2 separate regions of the Homo sapiens genome follow, and region 2 is linked to region 1. A link is a loop called in an ENCODE intact Hi-C map of the cell type or tissue named here. Cell type or tissue: HCT116. All regions are shown on one strand. Each heading gives the region's core, and the rest is flanking DNA. Links, peaks and the distances in the headings are about the cores only.

Region 1 (6,046 bases), core at 2,047-6,046:
TTTATTTTTTGAGACGGAGTCTCGCTCTGTTGCCCAGGCTGGAGTACAGTGGCGAAATCCCTGCCCACTGCAACCTCCACCTCCTGGGTTCAAGCACTTCTCCTGCCTCAGTCTCCCAAGTAACTGGGACTATAGGCACCTGCCACCATGCCTGGCTAATTTTTGTATTTTTAGTAGAGAGGGGGGTTTCACCACGTTGGCCAGGCTGGTCTTGAACTCCTGACCTCAAGTGATCCGCCCGCCTTGGCCTCCCAAAATACTGGGATTACAGACGTGAGCCACCATGCCCGGCCTGTTTATTTTGAGACAGGGCCTCCCTGTGTTGCCCAAGCTGAAGTGCAGTGGCAAGATCTCAGTTCACTGCAGTCTCCACTTCCTGGGCTCAAGTGATCTTCCCACTTCAGCCTCCCAAGTAGCTGGGACTACAGGTGTGCAGTACCACACCTGGCTAATTTTTGTATTTTTTTTTTTTTTTTGTAGAGATGGGTTTTTCTCCATGTTGCCCAGGCTGGTCTTGAACTCCTGAACTCAAATGCTCCTCCCTCCTCGGCCTCCCAAAGTACTTGGATTACAGACATGAGCCACCACACCAGGCCTGAACTTCAGTTTCTCATCTGCACAGCAGGACTCCCATTGTGGGAGACCAATGCATGTACAATGTGAGGCGCACATAGAGTAAACCCGCCACAGATAGGATCTTTTATCATTGTTACTTCAGCTAACAAATACTTATTGAGCACCTACTGTATGCCAGCAGCTGTCCTAGATCCCTGCTTGTGTGGAGTCTGCATTCTGGTTCCGTTCTAGGGGTTGGAGACAGACAATAGATAATGAACACAATACATGTTTAATATTTAAAGAATAAAGCTGCTGCACAGATTTAACATTTAAACAATAAGACAATAAATAGGTTCAACATTGACATAAATAAATGTAATTATTTAAATAGTAAACAAAACAGATGCTTTTTTTTTTTTCTGTTGCCGAAGCTGGAGTGCAGTGGTGCCATGCTGGCTCACTGCAACCTCCGCCTCCCAGGTTTAAGCGATTCTCCTGCCTCAGCCTCCCAAGTAGCTGGGATTACAGGCATCTGCCACCACACCTGGCTAATTTTTCTATTTTTAGTAGAGACAGGGTTTCGCCATGTTGGCCAGGCTGGTCTCAAACTCCTGACCTCATGTGATCCACCTGCCTCGGCCTCCCAAAGTGTTGGGATTACAGGCATGAGCCACCGCTCCTGGCCAACAGATGCTTATTATTTAGATAATAACTATAGTGTGTTAGAATTAATTTAAATAACAGAGAAAGATGGGATGTTAGAGGATGCTGAGAAAGGGGATGGAGAGAACTCTGTGAGCACTGCTCTGGGACGTCCAGCTGGAGAGGAAGAAGATCTTAAGAGCTGTGGTCTCAACTTCAGGAGATGTCCAGTGAGGCTGGAGCATTTTTTATTTATAAAATAGACTCCACTTCTTGCCTCCCACAGGAAGCCTTTCTGGCACCCTAGACCCTCTTTGCTTTGAAATCCTGTGGCTACACTGGCCTCTGCCATCACACTTTGTTCTCATCCTAGCTGACCTCTGAAGGTTGATGACGCTAAGCCTTGCTAAGGGCAGTCATTCAACACCGCGTGTAATCTTTGCAGCAACCCTGTGAGGCTGCTGGTTTTGTGTTACTTTGCAGCAGAGGAAGCGGAAGCTTTTGCAGTTTGCCCAGGTCACACAGCTGGAAAGGGACGGAATTAGACTAAGTTCCCCCTGGGTGATGGCTGTTTCTCTGCTCACCTGCGTCCTGGACCTGAGGAGGGCAGGGCTCCTTCTGAGCTTCTCTGGGTTTCCCCAGCCCCAGCTCCAGCCCCTGACCCTGGCTCTCTCACAGGGGCAGAGGGAGGGTCTACTGAATGGGAGGTAAGGGGCTTGCCCTTGGGGTAAAAGGACAACTGTTCCGGCTTGCTGGGACCATCCTGGTGTTAGCCCTCAGAGTCCTGCACCCTGAAAAGCTTCTCTTATAGGGACAACTACTCACCCTACATGCAGAGCCCAGTCTCCTGTCCAACCCCATGGGTAGCCTGAATTCATGCTGTCCCTGAAGAGAAAAGCTACTTACAGTGTGCCTCATGTTTTAGGCAAGGTCCAAGTTGCTAAAAGTCTTTAAAGGTAACAGGACAGCTTTTCTGTGGGGGCACTCCCGGACACAGCAGTGGAAGAGGAACTGACGCATCTCTGGAGGACAGGAAGTCTTGAAGATGTACCTAACCTTTGACCTCATAATGCCCCGTCTATTAATTTCTCCTTACAAAAAAACCAGAAATATGGATAAAGATTTCTGAACAATTCCCTGCAGAGCTGGTTATACAAAAATTTGAATAAGTTAAATTAAGGTAGAGGCCAGGTGCAGTGGCTCACGCCTGTAATCCCAGCACTTTGGGAGGCCAAGGCAGGCGGATCATTTGAGGTCAGGAGTTCCAGACCAGCCTGGCCAACATGGTGAAACCCCATGTCTACTAAAAATACAAAAAGTAGCTGGGCATGGTGGTAGGCGCCTGTAATCCCAGCTACTTGGGAGGCTGCGGCAGGAGAATCGCTTGAACCTAGGAGGCAGAGGTTGCAGTGAGCTGAGATCATGCCACTGCACTCCAGCCTGGGCGACAAGAGTGAAACTCTGTTTTTTAAAAAAAAAAAAATTTAGGTAGAAAATACGATACAGCTATTTAAAAAAAGATCATATTGTAGGAGATTTAATAACAGAGGAAAAGGGACACGACACTGTGTTAAGCAGAAGATGGAGGCTATAGAACTATGTAAACATGGCTTGAGCCCAATTTTAATTTAAAATAATTATATATGTGCATAGAGAAAAAGACTGAGGTGATACTTCAGAACGTGAATGTACTGTTCTTTGAGTTTAGGGTAATTTTTATTTTCTTCTTTATGTTTTCCTGAAATACAAATTTCCATTACTAATACAAGTAAAAAAAAATTTTTTTTTTTGAGACAGAGTCTTGCTCTGTCACCCAGGCTGGAGTGCAGTGGCCCGATCTTGGCTCCTCCGCCTCCTGGGTTCAAGCGATTCTCCTGCCTCAGCCTCCCAAGTAACTGGGACTACAGGTGCCCATTACCACACCCGGCTAATTTTTGTACTTTTAGTAGAGATGGGGTTTCACCATTTTGGCCAGGCTGGTCTTGAATTCCTGGCCTCAAGTGATCTGCCTGCCTTAGCCTCCCAAAGAGTTGGGATTACAGGTGTGAGCCACCGTGCCCAGCCACAAGCACAAACTTTGTGTGGTTTTTTTTTTTTTTTTTTTGAGATGGAGTCTTGCTCTGTTGCCCAGGCTGGAGTGCAGTGGCAGGATCTCGGCTCACTGCAACTTTGCTTCCTGGGGTCAAGTGATTCTCCTGCCTCAGCCTCCTGAGTAGCTGGGATTATAGGCGCCAGCCACCATGGCTGGCTAATTTTTGTATTTTTAGTAGAGACGGGGTTTCGCCATGTTGGCCAGGCTGGTCTTGAACTCCTGACCTCAAGTGATCCGCCTGCCTTGGCCTCCCAAAGTGCTGGGATTACATGTGTGAACCACTGCGCCAGGCCACAAAGTACACATTAATTTTATAATTGGAAGTCAGTAACTTTGAAATAATATTGCATAAAATTGTTCCGTACTGAGCCCTTCTGATTCGGCCTGACCTCCCTTCCCAGTGGGCATGAATGGGCTTGACTTTAGAGTACACTGCAGTGGGAAAAGCTTGGATCGGGAGTCAGAGGGAGCCTCCCAGCTCTTGCTGAAGTTGTTTCCTTTGCCTAGGATGCCCGTACTCCCTGCGTGTTGAGGCCTGGCTCAGATGCCACTTCTACTGTCTCTTCTGCTGGAGCACCCATCATTCATCACTCCGCACTGCCTGCCGTTTATCTGTTTACATGCCTTCCTCTTCCTTCTCTGGGCCTGCAGAAGTTCTCCTTCTGTAACTGACAGGGTGACTTGGAGGTGGCATTTCTGCTCCCTGGGACTGGCTGCAATACTAAAGAAAACCACACGAGGGCACTAGAGCCACACTGGTGGCTTCCTGCCATCCTGGTCAGATCACAGCTTAGGAAACTGTCCCCCAAGCCAGAGATGACACCAGTCACTACAGGCCTGGGATGCTCCCACTTGGGGGAGCCAATGAGGAAAGAAATGGCTCATCAACTCTGAGAAGAATCCCCCAGCCCTACCCTAGTCTTCCCAGAGCTGCACTGGCCAAGGCGACCCTTGGAGCTGGTCGCCCTCAAGCACCCCAAGGCATGTGGAGAGGGACTTGCTGTGTGGCCTTGAGCATGCCTCTGTCCCTGTCTGGGCCTCCATTTCTGGCCCGCCTTGCTGGCTCTCTGTGCAGGGATGAAGGCATCTGGCGACCCACCGCTTCCTGTGGACTCTGATGAGGAAGGGGTTTCTTGTGCTCAGTCTCCTGCTCCTGGTCACCAGCTTGCCCTGTCTGTTTCATGCTCAATGTGTGTTAAATTGAACTGAAAGAGAAATACCCGCCACCACCGCCACCCACCACCACGCAGAACACATTCTAGAGGTGACCTTTCCTCCCTCCCTTCAGGAAATTCCCGGTGGCAGAGCACTGGCATTGCCTGTGGCCCCTTGGTCCTGACCAAGCTCAGGAATGTTTTCTGTCACCAGGACCCTGTGCCAGGGCTTTGCCCTCCCCGAGCACAGGCGTTCCCCGGGTGTGTGTGTGTGCACGTGCATGTGTATGCTGGGGCATGGGGGTGTTGGTGTCAATGCTCTGAGGGAGCCTGACAGTTGGAGGTGTGGATTCTGGGACACTGGGATGTATCGGGGAGGTGGGGGAGAGGGGAAGAGGTGAACCAAAGCCCTGGAGTCCTGGAGAGTCGGGGAGGAAGGGGGCCAGCTGGGGAGACAGACAGCCACATTCTTGAAAAGGAGAAGGGAGGGAGGAGTGGCAACTAAGTTCCTGCGGAGGCGGGGGCGGGGGTTGGGGGGGTCGAGGAATCACTCCAGAGCAGGCCCCCAACATGCTGGGGAATGCTGTGCCCCTTCAGGTGTAGGTGAGGAGGGGCTTGGGCGCAGACCTTCCAGGTGGACCTGGGCTGCCTAATGCTGTCATCATGGCGATGGTGGCAGGCAAACAATGGCAGATTTTGTGCCAAGACTCGTGTCCTGCCCTTCTCTCCTTAAGAATTCAGCTCCTCTAGGAAACAGGTGGCCAGCATCTCCCCATCTTTGGGGAGACCCTCCCTGCCCTGCCCTGTTCATTTGCCTCTGCGGAATGAGGCCTCTGGAGTCCCAGGAGTCTGGCCACCTCCCACCAGGGCAGGCTGCACCACATTAGGCTCTGATGGACTCACCCTGATGATTCTACCACCTGTTATCTCTGCATAGACCATCCAGCCCGCCAGGATCTCTGCTGAACTCCTACCATCCCCCAAGGCCCAACTTTCCCTGACCGCTGCAAGCAGATTCAATTCCCTCTCATCTGGGATCCCACAGCTCCTTGGGTTGTTTTTACACACTGGAAACTTCTTGAGGGCAGGGGCTGAGTCCCATTCACCACTGTATCCACCAGACCTGAGGACCAGTAGGTACTCACTGAATGTCTGCTGAACGAATTCATTTATTTCCATTGAGCTCATTAGGCCTCTCTCTTCCTCATAATTAGGAAGCAGAAAGGTTGCTTTTTCCTTTAACAATCCACCTTTGGAAGCTGATGGCAAGAGCTCAGCTTTTGCAAGCAGAAGGCAGTCCAGCTAGATTCCTGGGGCACATGACTGCATTAAAAAACAAACAAACAAAAATCATGCATGCTCAAGGAGGTGCATTTAAAGGAGACACTGTGTGGCCAGGCACCCGCCAGTAATCCCAGGACTTTGGGAGGCCAAGGTGGGAGGATCCCTTAAGCCCAGGAGTGAGACCAGTAGCCTGGCCAACATGGCAAAACCCCATCTCTACTAAAAATGGAAAAATTAGCTGGGCATGGTGGTGCATGTCTGTAGTCTCCGCTATGTGGGAGGCTCAGGTAGGAGGATCACCAGAGCCTGGGAGGCA
Region 2 (6,179 bases), core at 1,170-5,169, 350 kb after region 1:
AATTGATAGATGATAAAGCAAATATGACCAAATGTTAATTTTGGTGGGTATATGGGTGTTTGCTTTATAACTTTAAAAATTTTCCTGTATGTTTGAATATTTTTGTAACAGAATGTTGTGAGGAAGATAACTGGTGCTAATTGTCTTTCTTTCTCTTTCTTTCTTTCTTTCTTTCTTTCTTTCTTTCTTTCTTTCTTTCCTTCCTTCCTTCCTTCCTTCTTTCTTTCTTTCTTTCTTTCTTTCTTTCTTTCTTTCTTTCTTTCTTTCTTTCTTTCTTTCTTTCTTTCTTTTTCTTTCTTTCTTTTAGATGAAGTTTCACTCCTGTTGCTCAGGCTGGAGTGTAGTGGTGTGATCTCTGCTCATTGCAACCTCTGCCTCCCAGGTTCAAGTAATTCTCCTGCCTCAGCCTTCAGAGTAGCTGGGATTACAGGTACCTGCCACCATGCCTGGCTGATGTTTTGCATTTTTATTTTTATTTATTTATTATTTATTTATTTATTTATTTATTTATTTATTTATTTATTTAGAGATGGAGTCTTGCTCTGTTGCCCAGGCTGGAGTGCAGTGGCACAATCTTGGCTCACTGCAAGCTCCACCTTCCAGGTTCTTGCCATTCTCCTGCCTCAGCCTCCCGAGTAGCTGGGACTACAGGCGCCCACCATGATGCCCGGCTAATCTTTTGTATTTTTAGTAGAGACAGGGTTTCACTGTGTTAGCCAAGATGATCTCGATCTCCTGACCTCGTGATCCGCCCACCTCGGCCTCCCAAAGTGCTGGGATTACAGGCGTGAGCCACCACGCCAGGCCGATTTTTTGTATTTTTAGTAGAGCTGGGGTTTCACCATGTCATCCAGGCTGGCCTCAAACTCCTGACCTCAGGTGATCCACCTGCCTCAGCCTCCCAAAATGCTGGGATTACAGGCATGAGCCACCACGCCTGGCCTAATGGTATTTCTTAACTGGACCCTGTATTAGTCCATTTTCACGTTGCTGATAAAGACATACCCAAGACTGGGCAATTTACAAAAGAAAGGGGTTTAATTGGACTTACAGTTCCATGTGGCTGGGGAAGCCTCACAATCAAGGTGGAAGGCAAGGAGGAGCAAGTCATGTCTTACGTGGATGGCAGCAAGCAAAAAGAGAGCTTGTGCAGGAAAACTCCCCCTTATAATAACCATCAGATCTCATGAGATTTACTCACCATCCTGAGAACAGAACGGGAAAATCTGCCCCCATAATTCAATTACCTCCCACTGGGTCCCTCCCACAACACATGGGAGTTCAAGATGAGATTTAGGTGAGGACACAGCCAAACCTTATCAGACCCTGACTGACATAGTCTATGTGTGTACTCTAATTTACTCACATATTCTTCTATTGATTGACATTTTAGATTGACATTATTTATGGTTGCTAGCAAGGCTGCAAGCCTTATTTGTCTGCTGGGCACATATAAGAGCATATTTCTCAGACAAAGACCTAGAAGTGGCTTTGCTGGATGAAAAGGTCTTGTTTACTTAATAAAGGGCCAGGGAAAACCAGGCCCAGACAGGGAAAGGATTTACTCAGGCTTACACAGAAAGTCCATGGTGGAGCTGGAATTGGGCACCTGCTCCCATGCTCTCTGGTTACAAAATGTAGAATTTTCCCTTGCTTCCTTGTCTTTCAGTCAATGCCCATCTTTACCTTGGTATACAGAAATGGCAGAGACTGAATTAGGTCAGGGTGATGAGATCTTTAGAGAAAAGTGATCAGCAGAAGGGAGGGCTCAGAGAAGGTGGCCACTGTCACCCTCACCCTCATCAGGGCTTCCATTCCTAACTCAGAATTGCAGCAAAAGAAACAGGTGGCAGGATGGGCACAGTGGCTCATGCCTGTAATCCCAGCACTTTGGGAGGCCAAGGCAGGTGTATCACTTGAGGTCAGGAGTTTGAGACCAGCCTGGCCAACATGGTGAAGCCCTGTCCCTACTAAAAATACAAATATTATCTGGGTGTGATGGCACACCTGTAATTCCTAGCTACTCGAGAGGCTGAGGCACAAAAATCACTTGAACCCAGGAGGCAGAAATTGCAGTGAGCCAAGATTGCATCACTGCATTCCAGCCTGGGTGACAGAGTGAGACTCTGTCAAAACAAAAACAAACAAACAAACAAACAAACAAAAAAAAAAAAGGAAAAAGAAAGAGCAAGCAAGCAGAGGGAGGAGGCTTCACCTTTCCTAATGCACATAGTCTGGCTAACAATAAGAGAGTAGGCTGGGCTTCTGGTTCCAAAATGGCAGCGTAGAAGCAAGCTGGCTTCACTTCCCCCTACGTAGGAAACCAAAAATAAATATACAGTGCCAAGATTATCACCAGTAATATCCCAGAACTCAAGAATGAAGATGAAACAGTTCCTGGGGCCACAGAGAATTGAAAAATCTCTAAGCAGACAGTAAGAAAAATTGAGCTTCACAATTGTGAACCCCTTCTCCCATTCTTCCCAGCACCAAGAGCATGAAAAAATTTCCCCCAACACACAATGTCTACAGTAGAAAAAGTGAGATCGAGGTGGACAACCAGCTTCCCCACCACCTTGGTTTCCCTGGCAGTAGACCTCTGCCTAAACCATGGGAAGCATCACTAAGTGACCAAAGAGAGAACTATCCCTGAGGACAGGCAGACAGAAAGTGGGGAGGTGAGACAAGCATCCTCATCTCTGGAAATTCTGCTTTGTAACTTTGCCAAAGGAGACATTAAATCAGAGTGGTGGTTCATTTGCACTATGCTGTAGGAGGTCCATTCCACAGGTCCCCTGGGCACAAACCCCTAGCCAGGCTTCCCACACTGCTGAGAAACCCCATTTAGGAAGGGCAGTGCTCCAATCATTTACTACAGCCAAAGCAAATGTGGGCTTAAGATGCCATCTAGAGCCAAAAAGAAGACAGTGATTTAGCAATAAAGAACCTCTAAGCAAATATATCCAATAAAAGCAAAACAAGCTATATGGAGATTAAAATGAATAACGAATCCCTCAATGCAAAGACATAGACACACATCCACAAGAACCAACAGCAGACAGAGAACCATGAACTCTCCAAATGGACAAAGCAAGGAATCAGTAATGGACCCCAGCAAGACAATGATGTGTGAGCTCTCTGAGCAACAATTCAAAATAGCAGTTTTAAGGACACTCAGGGATCTTCAAGGTAATGCGGGAAAGCAATTTAGAAGTTTATTAGAGAGATTCAACAAAGAGATTGAAATAACAAAATAATCAAACAGAAATCTTAAAACTGAGAAATACATTTGCTGAATTGAAAAATTCATTAGAGGCTCCCAACAGCAAAATAGATCAAGCAGAGGAAAGAATCAGTGAGCTTGAAACCAGGCTATTTGAAAATACACAGTCAGAGGAGAAAAAAATAATGAAAAGCAAACAAGATATAGAAAATTACCTCAAAAGACCAAATCTAAGCGTTATTGATGTTCAAGATGGAGCTGAGAAAGAGCAAGAGGTGGAAAGCTTATTTAAAGAAATAATAACAGAAAACTTTCCAAAACTTGAGAAAGATATAAACATCCAGGTACAGGAAGGCCGGAGAACACCAGACAGATTTGATTCAAACAAGGTTACTCCAAGGCATATCATAATCAAACTCTCAAATGTCAAGGACAAAGAGAAGATCCTAAAAATAGCAAGAGAAAAGAAGCAAGTAAAACATAAAGTCTTTCTGGCAAGAGACTTCTCAATGGAAACCATATAGGTCAGGAGGGAGTGACATGACATTTTTAAAGTGCTGAAAGGAAAAAACTACCATCAAAAAATACTGTATCAAGCAAAGTTATTCTTCAAAAATGAAGGAGAGATAGACTTTTCCAGACAAACAAAAGCTGAGAGAATTCACCACCACCAGGTTCATCTTACAAGAAATGCTAAAGGTTTTCGGATAATATCTACTGTAAGGAAAAAAAAGAAAGAAAGAAATGCTAAAGGGAGTTATTCAATCTGAAAGAAAAAAACACTAATATGCAAAAACAAAACAAAATTTAAAATATTTGAAGGTATAAAACACACTGGTAAAATTAAGTACATGCACAAATGCAGAATACTCTAATATTGTAATTGTGGTATGAAATGCACTTATAACTCTAGTATGAAACCCAAAATATAAATCTGTCAAAAACAATAATAGCTACAACAACCTGTTAAGAGACAGGTAATATAAAAATATGTAAATTGAAACAACTAACAGTCAAAATGTGGAGGCGATGGAGTTACAATGTAAACTTTTATTTTCATTTTTTCTTTGTTTCTATTCTATGTGATCTAAAATAAGATATCTTCTCTTTAAAATAATGTTACATCTATAAGTTTTTTTTTTGTAAACCGCATGGTAATCACAATGCAAACCCTATAGTGAGTTCACTAAAAATAAAAAATGACAAATTAGGCTGAGCGTGGTGGCTCACACTTGTGATCCCAGCACTTTGGGAGGCCGAGGTGGGTGGATCACCTGAGCTCAGGAGTTCAAGACCAGCCTGGCCAACATGGCAAAACCCTGTCTGTACTAAAAATACAAAAATTAGCCAGATGTGGTGGCAGGTGCCTGTAATCCCAGGTACTTGGGAGGCTGAGGCAGGAGAATCACTTGGACCTGGGAGGCAGGGGTTGCAATGAGTTGAGATTGCACCACTGTACTCCAGCCTAGGAGACAGAGCAAGACTCTGTCTCCAAAAAAACCAACAAAAACAAATTAAAACATACTGCCAGAGAAGATCACTGAACCACAAAGTAAGGCAGTAAGAAATGAAGAAAGGAAGAGAAGAGTTACAAAACAATCAGAAAACAAGCAACAGAATGACAGTAGTGAGTCCTTAGTTGTCAATAATAGTACTAAATATAAAGGAACTCAATTCTCCAATTAAAAGGAAGAGAGTGGCTGAATGGATAGAAATGAGATCCAACTATATGCTGCCTACAAGAAACCCACCTGTAAAGATAGACTGAAAATGAAGGGGTAAAAAAAGAGTCCGTACAACTGGAACCAAAAAAAAAAAAAAAAAAGCAGAAGTAGCTATAGCTATAGTTAGATAAATAGACTACAAGTCAGTCAAAGATTGTAAAAAGAGACAAAGAAAGTCACTATATAATGATAAAGGGGTCAGTTTCTCAAGCAGATGTAACAATTTTAAATATGTAGGCACTCAACACCAGAGATCCCAAATATGAAAAGCAATCTAAAGCAAGAGATAGATTGCAATACAATAATAGTAGGGGACTTTAACACCCCACTCTCAGTGATGGAAAGATCATTCAGATTCTCTACAATAAATTTTTTAAATTAGCTGGGTACGGTGGTGCATGCCTGTAGTTCTAGGTACTTAGGAGGTTGAGATGGGAGGATCACTTGAGCCCAGGAGTTCAAGGCTTCAGTGAGGTAAGATTACACTACTGCACTCCAGCCTGGGTGACAGAGTGAGACTGTCTCTTAAAAAACAAAAATAAACAAAGCCGAAGAATTAATGCCAATTCTACTCAAACTCTTCAAAAAAATAGAGGAGGAATACTTCCAAACTCATTCTATCTATGAGGCCAGCATTACCCTGATATCAAAACCAGACAAGGATACAGCAAGAAAAGAAAACTGTAGGCCAATATTTCTGATGAACCAAGATGCAAAAATTCCCAATAAAATACTAGCAAACCAAATTCTACAACACACTAAAGAGATCATTAACCATGATCAAGTGGGATTTATCCCCGGTATGCAAGGATGGTTCAACATACACAAATCAATAAACATAATACATGACATTCACAGAACCAAGAACTAAGAATGAAAAACATATGACTATTTCAATAGATGCCAGAAAGGCATTTGATAAAATTCAACATCCATTTATGATAAAGACCTTCATCAAACTGGGAATGGAAGGAATATACCTCAAAATAATAAAGGTCATATATAACAAATCCATAGCCAACATTGTTCTGAACAGGGAAAAATTGAAGGCCTTTCCTCTGAGATCTGGAACAAGACAAAGATGCCTATTTTTTACCACTTTTATTCAACGTAATACTGGAAGTCCTGGCCAGAGCAAGTAGGCAAGAGAAAGAAATAAAGGGCATCCCAATTGGAAAGGAAGAAGTCAGATTAGCCTTGCTCTCAGACAACAGGATCTTATATTTAGAAAA

Evidence for each region. Hi-C counts contacts between places; a loop is a spot of excess contacts. Peaks named below come from ENCODE experiments on the same cell type or tissue, not always from the same donor. Only the 100,000 strongest peaks of a DNase experiment are listed, where the experiment ranks them.
Region 2: it touches region 1 in a loop (14-fold over the local background); 21 of 110 quality-filtered maps call a loop at or near these places.

What each region holds. Positions count from the first base shown.
Region 1 is chr9:37,909,751-37,915,796 of GRCh38, forward strand. It overlaps the pseudogene PAICSP1. Among named protein-coding and RNA genes, the nearest start is that of SLC25A51, 8.6 kb to the left of the region's middle. In HCT116, for the core only: a CTCF peak has its summit at 4,020 (motif pointing right); a DNase peak (open chromatin) is centred at 4,071; H3K27ac peaks cover 284 bases.
Region 2 is chr9:38,260,850-38,267,028 of GRCh38, forward strand. No RefSeq gene overlaps it. Among named protein-coding and RNA genes, the nearest start is that of ALDH1B1, 130 kb to the right of the region's middle. In HCT116, for the core only: a CTCF peak has its summit at 2,947; a DNase peak (open chromatin) is centred at 2,872.